Regions from separate parts of the Homo sapiens genome. Here region 1 is linked to region 2. A link is a loop called in an ENCODE intact Hi-C map of the cell type or tissue named here. Cell type or tissue: PC-9. All regions are shown on one strand. Links, peaks and the distances in the headings refer to the core of each region. The heading gives the core; the rest is flanking DNA. Region 1 overlaps MAML2 (mastermind like transcriptional coactivator 2). Region 2 overlaps MAML2 (mastermind like transcriptional coactivator 2).

The links. A loop is a pair of places that touch in the nucleus more often than their neighbours do. Peaks named below come from ENCODE experiments on the same cell type or tissue, not always from the same donor. Only the 100,000 strongest peaks of a DNase experiment are listed, where the experiment ranks them.
Region 1: it touches region 2 in a loop (14-fold over the local background); 2 of 110 quality-filtered maps call a loop at or near these places.

What each region holds. Positions count from the first base shown.
Region 1 is chr11:96,322,223-96,327,607 of GRCh38, reverse strand. All of the region lies in intron 1 of MAML2 (mastermind like transcriptional coactivator 2), which reads left to right. Among named protein-coding and RNA genes, the nearest start is that of MIR1260B, 17 kb to the left of the region's middle. RefSeq lists an enhancer at 1,853-3,052. In PC-9, for the core only: no CTCF peak of the experiment used is centred there; DNase peaks (open chromatin) are centred at 407 and 2,487; H3K4me3 peaks cover 1,290 bases; H3K27ac peaks cover 3,679 bases.
Region 2 is chr11:95,988,519-95,993,903 of GRCh38, reverse strand. It overlaps MAML2 (mastermind like transcriptional coactivator 2), which reads left to right. Exons shown (of 5, transcript NM_032427.4): 3 at 2,181-2,384. Among named protein-coding and RNA genes, the nearest start is that of MTMR2, 67 kb to the right of the region's middle. In PC-9, for the core only: no CTCF peak of the experiment used is centred there; DNase peaks (open chromatin) are centred at 2,053 and 2,613; H3K4me3 peaks cover 890 bases; H3K27ac peaks cover 2,788 bases.

The DNA.
Region 1 (5,385 bases), core at 205-5,204, 330 kb before region 2:
CGTCTCTACTAAAAAATAAAAAATAAATGTGCTGGACACAGTGGCAGGTACCTGTAATCTGTTGAGGCAGGGGACTCACTTGAGTCCATGAGGCAGAGGTTGCCGTGAGCCGAGATTGTGCCACTGCACTCCAGCCTGGGTAACAGAGCAAGACTCTGTCTCAAAAAATAAATAAATAAAATAAAAGTGTATGGGAAAGAAGATCAGTTTTGAAGGAAGTTTCTCCAGAAGACAAGAACCTGCCAATTACAGAAACTAAGGAAAAACTCCATTATATTACAATGATAAGTCTGGAGTGACAGGAGACCCCCATTCGGGTCCAGGCTTTAACTAACAGGATGACCTCGGGGCCAGTCATCCCTCCTTTGCTTCTTTATTTCCCCATCAGCAACCCACACGGGTTGGATTCCCTAGCATTTTGCTTGGCTGCATTATTCTTGTCGTACAGGATTCAGCTCAAATATCACCTCCTGGAGAGACCTGCCTGTCTACCCTAACTAGAGCAGACACACATGACTGATCTCCTTCTCTCGCGAAATCTCCCATCATGTTATCCCATTACAGAGGTTTTGTTTTCTTCATAATTTTTATCACTATCTGAATTATTTTGATTCTTTGTTTATTTGTGCATTTCACGTTGTTTCCTATATTCCGTTCAATGTAAGCTCTATGAGACCAAGAACCTGGGCAGTTTTATTCACCATAAGTATTCCAAGCCCTAGTGGTTCCTGGCACATTTTGTATTCACAATAAATATTTGTTAAGTCAATGACCAGATGAATGGCTTTTAAACTCAAGATAGTTTTTTTTTTGTTTTGTTATTTATTTATTTATTTATTTACTTTGACAGACTTTTGCTCTTGTTGCCCGGCTGGAGTGCAATTGTGCGATCTCGGCTCACTGCCTCAGCCTCCCGAGTAGCTGGGATTACAGGGGCCCATCACACCATACCTGGCTAATTTTTTGTATTTTTTCAGTAGAGACGGGGTTTCACCATGTTTGCCAGGCTGGTCTCGAACTCCTGACCTCGTGATCCACCCGCCTCGGCCCCCCAAAGTGCTGGGATTACAGGCATGAGCCACCGCACCCAGCCTAAACTCGAGATAGTTTTTAAGACTTTCAGCAAAGGGATATAAAAGAAAGAAGGAAGGGCATGCAATTGGACTCCAAGGTCTTAACCTCTTGTTTATGCATTTAAAACACACACACACACATACATGCACACACACACACACACACACACACACACGCTTTAGTGTGATTAAAAATAGAGTTCCAGTGCTACAACCATTTGAAAAGTACATGGACTAGATAATCTCTTAAAATTCTTCCCAGGTTTAAATTCTAAAGCCCAGTCTGCCATAAGAGGAAAATGTTGGTGCAAGGAAAAAGATGATGGAATAGGGTTACAGATGTTGAGTGCCTACTACATGTTGGGTCTTGTGTTGGGTCCTTGAACCACACAAGGACAGAGTTCTTGTTTAATGGAGTTTACATTTTAATGGGGGGGGGGCGGGGTAGACAGAGAGTAAACAAACAAAGGAACAAGAGAAATTTAACGGTGATACAATGCACAGCTCTTTGTTCCTTACTTCATATGGCTAATTGGAGATTGATTTGGGTTAATTAAAAGAAAGCAAATCTGGGAAACTCTGTGGAAGGTGATAACCATAAACAAATTTCTACCCACAGAGCTAGAAGAGGGGTTTCTGTGCCCGTGGCTGCTCCAAGCCTGGACATCTGCCTGCACAGTGGTCTTTTTGGCCCAGGCTGTGTGCTACTTTGGCCAGTCTGTGTGAAATGTTGATTCCGACATTTCCAGGGAAGAAGGTGGTCTTGTCAGCATCTTCTGTGCCTTGGAGCTATTGTGATCATTTTGTTAGAAATCATCAAGTTTTGAGAGTTAAAGAGAAACTGCTGAAAGGTACGGTTTGTGAAGGAGAATATTGTTCCTCTTTATAGAAACAGAAAAAAAAAAATGATCAGTGTCCCAAGGAGGTACAGGCATAAATCTAAGGAAGATAACTCGCATTTGTAATGGTCATAATAATAATATATGTACATGACCTACAGAGTCCTCACAGAAACCTTATGCTATCACTGAAAAAGATGGAGCTATCTGTAGTTTACAAATGTGAAACAGACTTGGAGAAGTTGAGAAATGGTAATAATATCTTACTTTTGAATAGCAAATTTGCAGTTTATGGAGTGTGTTATTTCATTATTTCAGTTTAAACATCATTTCAGTTTCTTCTCTGGAGTATTACTACCCTCGTTTAAGAGACAGGTATGAGAGGCTCAAACTTGTCTGTGCTAACTCCACTAGTAAGCATCAGTCTACCCCTGGGGCTCCTGGACCTATGCAGGAGGCACAAAGCTGGCAAAGTTGAATAGCTAAACCCCAAATGTATAACTAAATTTGCAACTAGATGGGGACGTTGAATGTCTTCAGCTCCCAGACATACACCCACACATAATTTGAAGCAATGACTCCCCTAGAAAGAATGGCAATCATGAATGGAATGAGGATGTCAGACACCCAGGGCACACCAAGTCTAGAATAAGAGAGGCTGAAACAAGAGTCTTGTTTTTTCTTATTTAAATCCAATAATTTGTAAGAATACAAGGCAAGATGAGAAAACCTTTTAATGTATGAAAGCCCACAATTTGGTACCTGTATTTCTTGTGGGTCCAGTCAGCCAGCAAGTCTGAGGAGCGAGGGCTACAAGGTCATTATGAAGAGAAACTTGATCTTGAATTAAAGAAGTAGACTCTTCTCTGCCACCAAGATTGGTCTCTTAACTTTTTCTCCTTACCATTGCTTATTTCAGAATGAATATATTAGATGGAACTTTAGGGAGAGACCTGAAGCTCTTTGCTGAGAAGTGATTTTGAATCCATTCAGATTCAAGTAGGGAATAGGTTTTTTAAGCCGATGAATGTTTTCTCATTACCTGGAGAAAATGTGGGGACTCATAATCGGTGGGATTTTGCTTCAAGGTGAAGATGTGCCTTCTTATTTATTTTTGTATTTCCATGGCCTACAATAGTGTCAGACATCTATTACACAAGCATTCCATAAATGTGTGTTGAACTACCCTGTGGCAAGCATGAATTTTTAAGGGACAGCAGTTCTTTATATTTCTGTGGCTGAATGTATTGTACACCAAATGTGAAATACTGATCTTCAAGGCATCCTTTTGGTTCAACACATTAAAAAAAATAACATGTATTAAGCGTTTATCATGTTTGGCACTCTTCTAAGCGTTTTCTGAATGTTAACATATCTTTGCAATTATACTATGAAATAGGTACTATCTTATTCCCATTTGGCAAGTGAGGAAATTGACAAATTAGGTGAAGGAAGATGCCCAGGTCATGCAACCACAAGTGGTGGAGTCAGAATTTGAATACAGCAGGATGATGCCAGGGCCAAGGTTTCTAATCATGACTTCGCACCTCGTATAGGAGCAGATAATTACATAGGTATTATCAGACTCAACTTACACATGGTCCAGGCCTGAATTTTGAAGGCAAGTGCAACAAGACATTTGAAAGCCAATGACAATTAGAACTAACTGCTAATCTAAGCTGCAGATGAAATTCAGAATGAATGTCTAGGGGCCACAGATTACTCTTTGAGACTGTTGCCAGTCGTCTCTTTTCTAAGAGGTAGAAAGTGCTTGAACACGTAGAGCCTATGAGTGACACATGTTTTGACTGGCATTCCAGGGTAGCTTTCAGTAGCCACCTGGAGGGCTGTGTGGAGGATTCTAAGGCCATACCTACGCATGATGGGAAAGACAGCTGTGGTGGTTCATTGTCGACATCTGCCCTGCAGGCACAGAGAAGGCAGCATGGCTGACCGGTTTCTGAGATAGATTCTTCAGGGTTGAGGAATCCAAATCTGGAGCATAATCCATAGAGATTCCGGATGAATTGTTAATTCCCATGAAGGAATGCATCAGGACCAGATTATACTGTGAGTGGGCCTCAAATCTATTTATAGAATAAGTTTGGGTTTAAATAAGTTAATTCATTGTAAGTGCCTTGAAGACAGATAAGTTCCTTGAAGACACAAAAACCTCTTATCTCTGAGCATGCAGATGGGTTTTTTTTTTTTTCAGCATTTTGTAAAGGGCAATACAAACTCAGCTTCACTCCCTCGCCAACCTGCAACCAGATCGTTCTTCCTAAGCACCTCTTACATGGAAATTCTAAAGATACCATTACTGTGGTGAATATTCTGAGGGAAATTCTCTTTGGCTAGAAGGAGCAACAGAAACGTACAGATGTGTTTAAAAAAAATGGATACCCTAAACTTACGTGATCACTGGAACCTTCTTTGGGGAATCACATTTTTCTATAAGCTGCCTTTTAAAACATTTTAGCAAGTATGTCTTGAGATATTGTATCTAAGCCCCACCCTCAGCACTAGGAATGGAGTGGTGAATAAGATAAGTTCCATGGTCTCTTGGAGAGTGCTTTTTTTTTTTTTTAAACCAGTAGCCTCTTTTCATGCTAGAACATAAATGATCCAGCTTCTTGAGTTTGTGAGTTCCCTAAATTGAATACACAACTTTGTGCGATGGCATATATGCATTTTCAGTGTGGACGCATTCCACAGTTTCGTCAGATTCTCCAGGGGTTCCAAGGGCGAAAGAACCTGAAGCCTAGGCCTGTGGAGATGGGAAGACTCCACTAATACTAGGCACACTGTGATTCTCCACTCTACACAACAGCTAACTCTAGGACATCCGGCATTTCCTTTCTTTGTGTGTCTGTTCATTCTAGTTTCAGGAATCTGAAGAGAAAGCAAACGTAACTTTCTTCATGCCTAACATATTTCCTTTACGTTGGACTTTTGTTATCTATTTTGTTATCTATCTAGGCATTTTCTTGTTTCTTTTTTTTGAGACGGAGTCTCGCTCCGTGGCCCCCAGGGTGGAGTGCAGTGGCGCGATCTCGGCTCACTGCAAGCTCCGCCTTCCGGGTTCACGCCATTCTCCTGGCTCAGCCTCCCTAGGAGCTGGGAATACAGGCGCCCGCCACTACGCCCGGCTAATATTTTGTATTTTTAGTAGAGACGGGGTTTCACCGTGTTAGCCAGGATGGTCTGGATCTCCTGACCTCGTGATCCGCCCGCCTCCCAAAGTGCTGGGATTATAGGAATGAGCCACTGTGCCCCGCCCATTTTCTTCTTTTCTAAAAGGCAGTCAGTCCTCAGATAGCAGCTGAACTCTTTTCATTCTCTTTTGCAGTTCAGGTTTGAGCCCAGTCCAACAATTTTTTGCTTTATTTTTAAGTGACCTCTTACCATTTTCAGGCTTCCTCCCCTCTCACCTTGACCTCTAACTCCAAATTTATGTCTCCTTGTCATTGTGG
Region 2 (5,385 bases), core at 292-5,291:
GGAGGAGTGAATGAGATAAATCACGTAAAGCACGGACCACAGTGACTGGCTGATAATAAGCCTCAGTGGATGGTCGCCCTTAGAATTATTTTGTAACCCTTTGCTTTTGAGGCAGCTGGTGAGCTCTGTAGCCTCAGAGATTACTAAAGCAAGGCCAAGGCTTTCGGCTTGTGGCTTACTTACTTACTTGTTTATTTATTTCAGCTCGGCACATAGTTAAAGAAAGAGAAAGAAATAAAAAAGATAATTTCCACAAACAGTGTACCTACCACCTCTACTCATGTGGTATCATGGGAGTTGCTTTGTGGTTTTTTGTTTGTTTGTTTTTGTTTTGAGACAGAGTCTTGCTCTGTCACCCAGGCTGGAGTGCAGCGGCACAATCTCGGGTCGCTGCAACCTCTGCCTCCTAGGTTCAAGTGATTCTCATGCCTCAGCCTCCTGAGTAAGTAATTGGGATTACAGGCATGTGCCACCACACCCAACTAATTTTCATATTTTAGTAGAGATGGGGTTTAACCATGTTGGCCAGGCTGGTCTCAAACTCCTGACCTCAGGTGAACCACCTGCCTCGGCCTCCCAAAGTGCTAGGTTTACAGGCATGAGCCACCGCACCCAACTCCCTGCTTAATGTTTTTATGTCTTGTAACCTTACATAGTTTAGTTGGTGAATGACAGATGGATTTTTTTTTTTTTTTTCTGGGCACAGTGCTTCATGCCTGTAATACCAGCACTGTGGGAGGCCAAGGATCTAGGATCACTTGAGCCCTTGACTTTGAGACCAGCCTGGGCAACATAGTAAGACCCCGTCTCTAAAAAAAATTTAAAAATTAGCCACCCTGTCTCTAAAAAAAATTTAAAAATTAGCCAGGTGGCGCACGCCTGTGGTCCCAGGCACTTTAGGAGGCTGAAGTGGGAGGACTGCTTGAGCCTGGGAGGTTGAAGCTGCAGTGAGCCATGATTATGCCACTGCACTCCAGCCTGGGTAATAGAGTGAGACTCTGTCTCTTAAAAAAAAAAAAGAGAGAGTTGGATTTCTTTTGTTCCCATGTATTCAGTGTTTCCCAAAGCATATTCCCTGGACCAATGAGTATCAGAATAACCTAAGGAGGTACCCTGATCTATAGCCTCAGAATCCCTGGGACAAGGCCAGGGCATCTGCCTTATAAGCTGATTCCCAGATCATTCTGATCAAAGTATAACAATTTTTGACTTAGTGTTTATATCATGTAAACTAAAATTTGATTTTACATTTTCTTATATTTATACATGTAAGCATTTCTCCCTCACTTGGGTGATAAATTCTCTAAGGTGATAACCATATTTTCTAGTCTTCTTGTAACCCTACTAGTGTACTAGTGTAGAGCTCAATCCTAAATACATCATTGGGAATTAATGAGAATATTCAACTGGGTTTAGCTTACTGTCTTGCAGAGTCCTGATCTGTCAATGCCAAAAAATTGGTAGAGACCTCAAATTAGAAAGGCAGTTCACCAATACCCAATATTATTTGATATACAGTTGAGTTTTTAATCAATATTTTCTCATTGTCAGTGTGTCGGGTATTCTTTTACTGAGATTCTTGCGCCGAGATACCTGAATTGTTGACTGCGGAACAAAATTTACAAGGCCCTGAGAAGTGAAGTCCTTTCCAAGTTTGAGTTTATAAAACAGAAACTTAGAGGCCTTCCTGCCTTTCTGTCACAGAAAGCTGGGTAAGGCAAAATGCCTTCTGTCCAAAATAGTTTCAACTTTTAAACACGTGAATTAAAACATGACTTTCATTGCAGGATCAGCAATGATACATGCTAACTTTGGGAAAAGGAAGGATTTGTTAGGTTATGATGTTTATTCCTGAGAAATTGAGAGGTTTGCCATATGTTTTTATGGTAGTTTTCTTTGAGGTTCCATAAACACCTTCTGGAATGTGGAGGTTCCACAATCAGAGTCCTCATGGGAGCTTTTCCAGTGCCCTAATGTCATTAACCCAGCTGCTTTGGTTGCTGTGTTATGCAATTATTTCTTCTACATTTAAAAAGCGATTCTCTGATCTCCAACCCATTTAACCATGTTTGATCTTTAATAAGATGAAAAATGTTTGGAATCTGAGTGTATGATCTTTGTGCTACATTTTTCTTTTTTTAATTCACAGTAGCTTTTCCTTCCCCCTTTCTCTTCTTTAGGATCAACACTCTGTGGTAGGCCAGAACACAGGCCCCAGTCCAAGTCCTAACCCCTGCTCAAATCCAAACACTGGAAGTGGTTACATGAACTCCCAGCAATCACTGTTGAATCAGCAATTGATGGGAAAGAAGCAGACTCTACAGAGGCAGATCATGGAGCAGAAACAGCAACTTCTTCTCCAGCAGCAGATGCTGGCTGACGCGGTAAAACTTTCTCTTAATTTCTACTGAACAAACCTGTTGACCCAACAGAGGGAGTTTATTCTTTTCCATTTATATTTACTGTGCCTACTTACGTGACAGCAACAAAGGTGTGCTGACTGTAAGAGAGGATAATTCCATACATTTAGTGTACTGCAGGAAGAAAAAAAAACCCAAACTTGATTTAACAACTGCTGGACACTTGGAATGCATGGCACCTCTGCTAACCAGCCCTGCCCAGCCCAGGAATGTCTAGAACAACCAACATGGGCATTTGAATCAGGCAAAAGAAACCAGTGTTGTTCCCCAGGCTTAAGGGGCAGAAACAGTAAACTGAACTTGAATCAACTCAAATCCAAACTGATTTTAGAGATAAGAGTTTCAAAAGCAATTTTAAAAGCCAACATGGAGCCTCAAAACCAAGATTTGGCTTCCAAAATAAAGCAACTCACAATGGGGGATTTTTTAAAAGAAAATGTAAAATACATTTCCCATTTGCACTGTATATATTAGGTTGATGCAAAAGTGATTGCGATTTTTGCCACTACTTTTAATGGCAAAAACCGTAATCACTTTTGCACCAACCTAATATTTGACTGTTTAAGAAAGACAAGATTGTGTTTCCCACACACTCTTCATGCATTAACCCTCCTTCAGTATTTATCTGCTCAGCCCTGGTTTCATTGCCTCCCTTCAAACTATTTGGCCAAATGAAATAAAAAGTAAGCATCTCCAGGTGAATTAGAGCTAAAGTATACAGAAAAGATAACAACAAAATCAAATAATTTTATATTCAAGGAGCTTTGTAGTGAGAGTCAGAAATGCAGGGTATCACAAGTGCTATAATTATTCAGTAAATAATAATTTGCAATGAGGGGAGAGCCATAAACAAGGCAAATCCTCTCTTCACCCTAGAGAAGCCTTGAGCCCACTGAGGATATGTCAGATAAATTGGCCAATTGTAATGCATGTGATTAAATGCCATACTCTGGTAACTACTAGAAATGATTTCAGAAAGAACTTTCTATCTACCGAATATCTGAAAGTGGAGTAAGAGATGAGTAGGAGGGTTATTTCAGCCAGAACAACCAGCATATTCAAAGACCTAGGGACAATAAAGGATACTACATATTATGCCTGCCAAGGTATTGAGTGTGCACGAGAAGGGGGAATTGATGGGTAAAGATGGGATAAGAAGCAGGAGGATAGGGCTTGAGAGGCCAGAATTTACATTAAAAAGCAACAGAAGAGATTTTAAGGATTTAACACAAGGGGAAGTACTAGATTCAGATTTGCATTATAGTAAAAGTATAAAATATACTAAAAAGTATAAAAAGTAAGAGAAAAAAGTATACTTTTTACAGTAAAAAGTATAAAAAGTAAGAGAAAATGTAATGGAAAGAAAGATTAAATCCAGCCTGCAAAGATTGAGGATAGTCTCCCAAAGAAGTAAAATTTGACATTGATTTTGAAGGACTGTAGGATTCTGATAGAGTAGGTGGGGTCCACTATTGTAGGTGGAGGGTGGAGCACCAAAAGGTGCAGCCTGGGTGTGAATTTGTTGGTGAGTTTGAGATTGCATTATGAAATATTTAATGCCTGATAAAAAGTAAACATAGTATAACAACCACACTTTTAAAGGAATTACAAGTGGAATAAGTTTCGTATTCAGGGCATGTGAAAAGAAATAGTGAGAAGTAAATTTATTTGACCTGGAATAAGGAATATTGAGAAATAAGATTACAGATGACGTTGAATACTGCCATAAGGTTTAAGGGAGTCACAGACTGGATCACAAAGTGACACAACTGGTTTCTTCTAGAAATCATAGTTTTGAAAACTCCAGTCCTCCCCCCTGTTCCCTTCCCCTCCCATTTTTATCCTTATAAGCTAAAGAACTTAGAAACAAGGACAGCAGAGAGAAAAATGTGTAATCTAAGGTTGACTTACTGGGTACACTTTCATCACTACCATCAATACTACTAATTTCATGAATTATAACACACAGAGGTTGATTTTCAGCTCTTGTTAAAAGGCAAGGAAGTGGTAGCATATACATTCCATGAGGGTCCTGGCCTGGCACTGGGCTAACTCCCACTGGGCCCCAGTTGAGTCACCACTAGGACAGGTGCAAAGGGCAGTGGCATAAACTGTGAGATGAATGAGAATGAGGCTGCTGTTTTTGTGATTTTTAAAAACCATTCACATTTCTCTTTGTTTGGACACCATTGAGGGTGTCTGTGCTTTTTAGCATATCCAGGAAGAAGTGGTCTTTGATACCACTGTACATTAGCATATGCTTTGTGGTCATTTGCAGTCAGTTGGCAAGGCCACATAGGCACCTAAATTGAGACGTTGTCTCATGAAAGTTTGTTATCCTTATTCTCTATTATTCTCCTACCAATGAAGCACAAAGAAGAGACATGAATAGTACTTATTACAACGGACATCGTAATTACCAACACGCATTGTGTACCTACTGTATGCCAGGCACCAAGCTGGATTTTCACAGAATTAAATAGAAATATGAGGGAGGTCCTATAATTATCCACATCTCACATTTTTACAGATGGAGAAACTGAAGCAGAACAGATATGTACTATAACAGATGATTTCTATAATGGGTTTTCAAGTCCAACAGATTGGGTTATCATTAGATATTAGTTCATAAATTAAATTTCATATTGCATAAAAGTATTCTCAAGAATGGCCTATATGTTTACACTTGCACAGAATAGGAATGTCAGTCTTTTGCAAAATGTAGCCATCTCTATTCAGTATTGCAGGCTAGTCTTTGCTGCTCTTCAGCACAAAAGAACAACATGGCAGTTCTGTGTTATGTCCATATGCAAGGTTATTAATCTAAGTCATTTGTGAACGAGTAGTTTAAGAAACCTAAATTTCTGGATATATATATATAAATGATATATGTAATATAAATATTATATATAATAATGTAAATATATATAATATAAATATATATACTATAAATATTATATATATA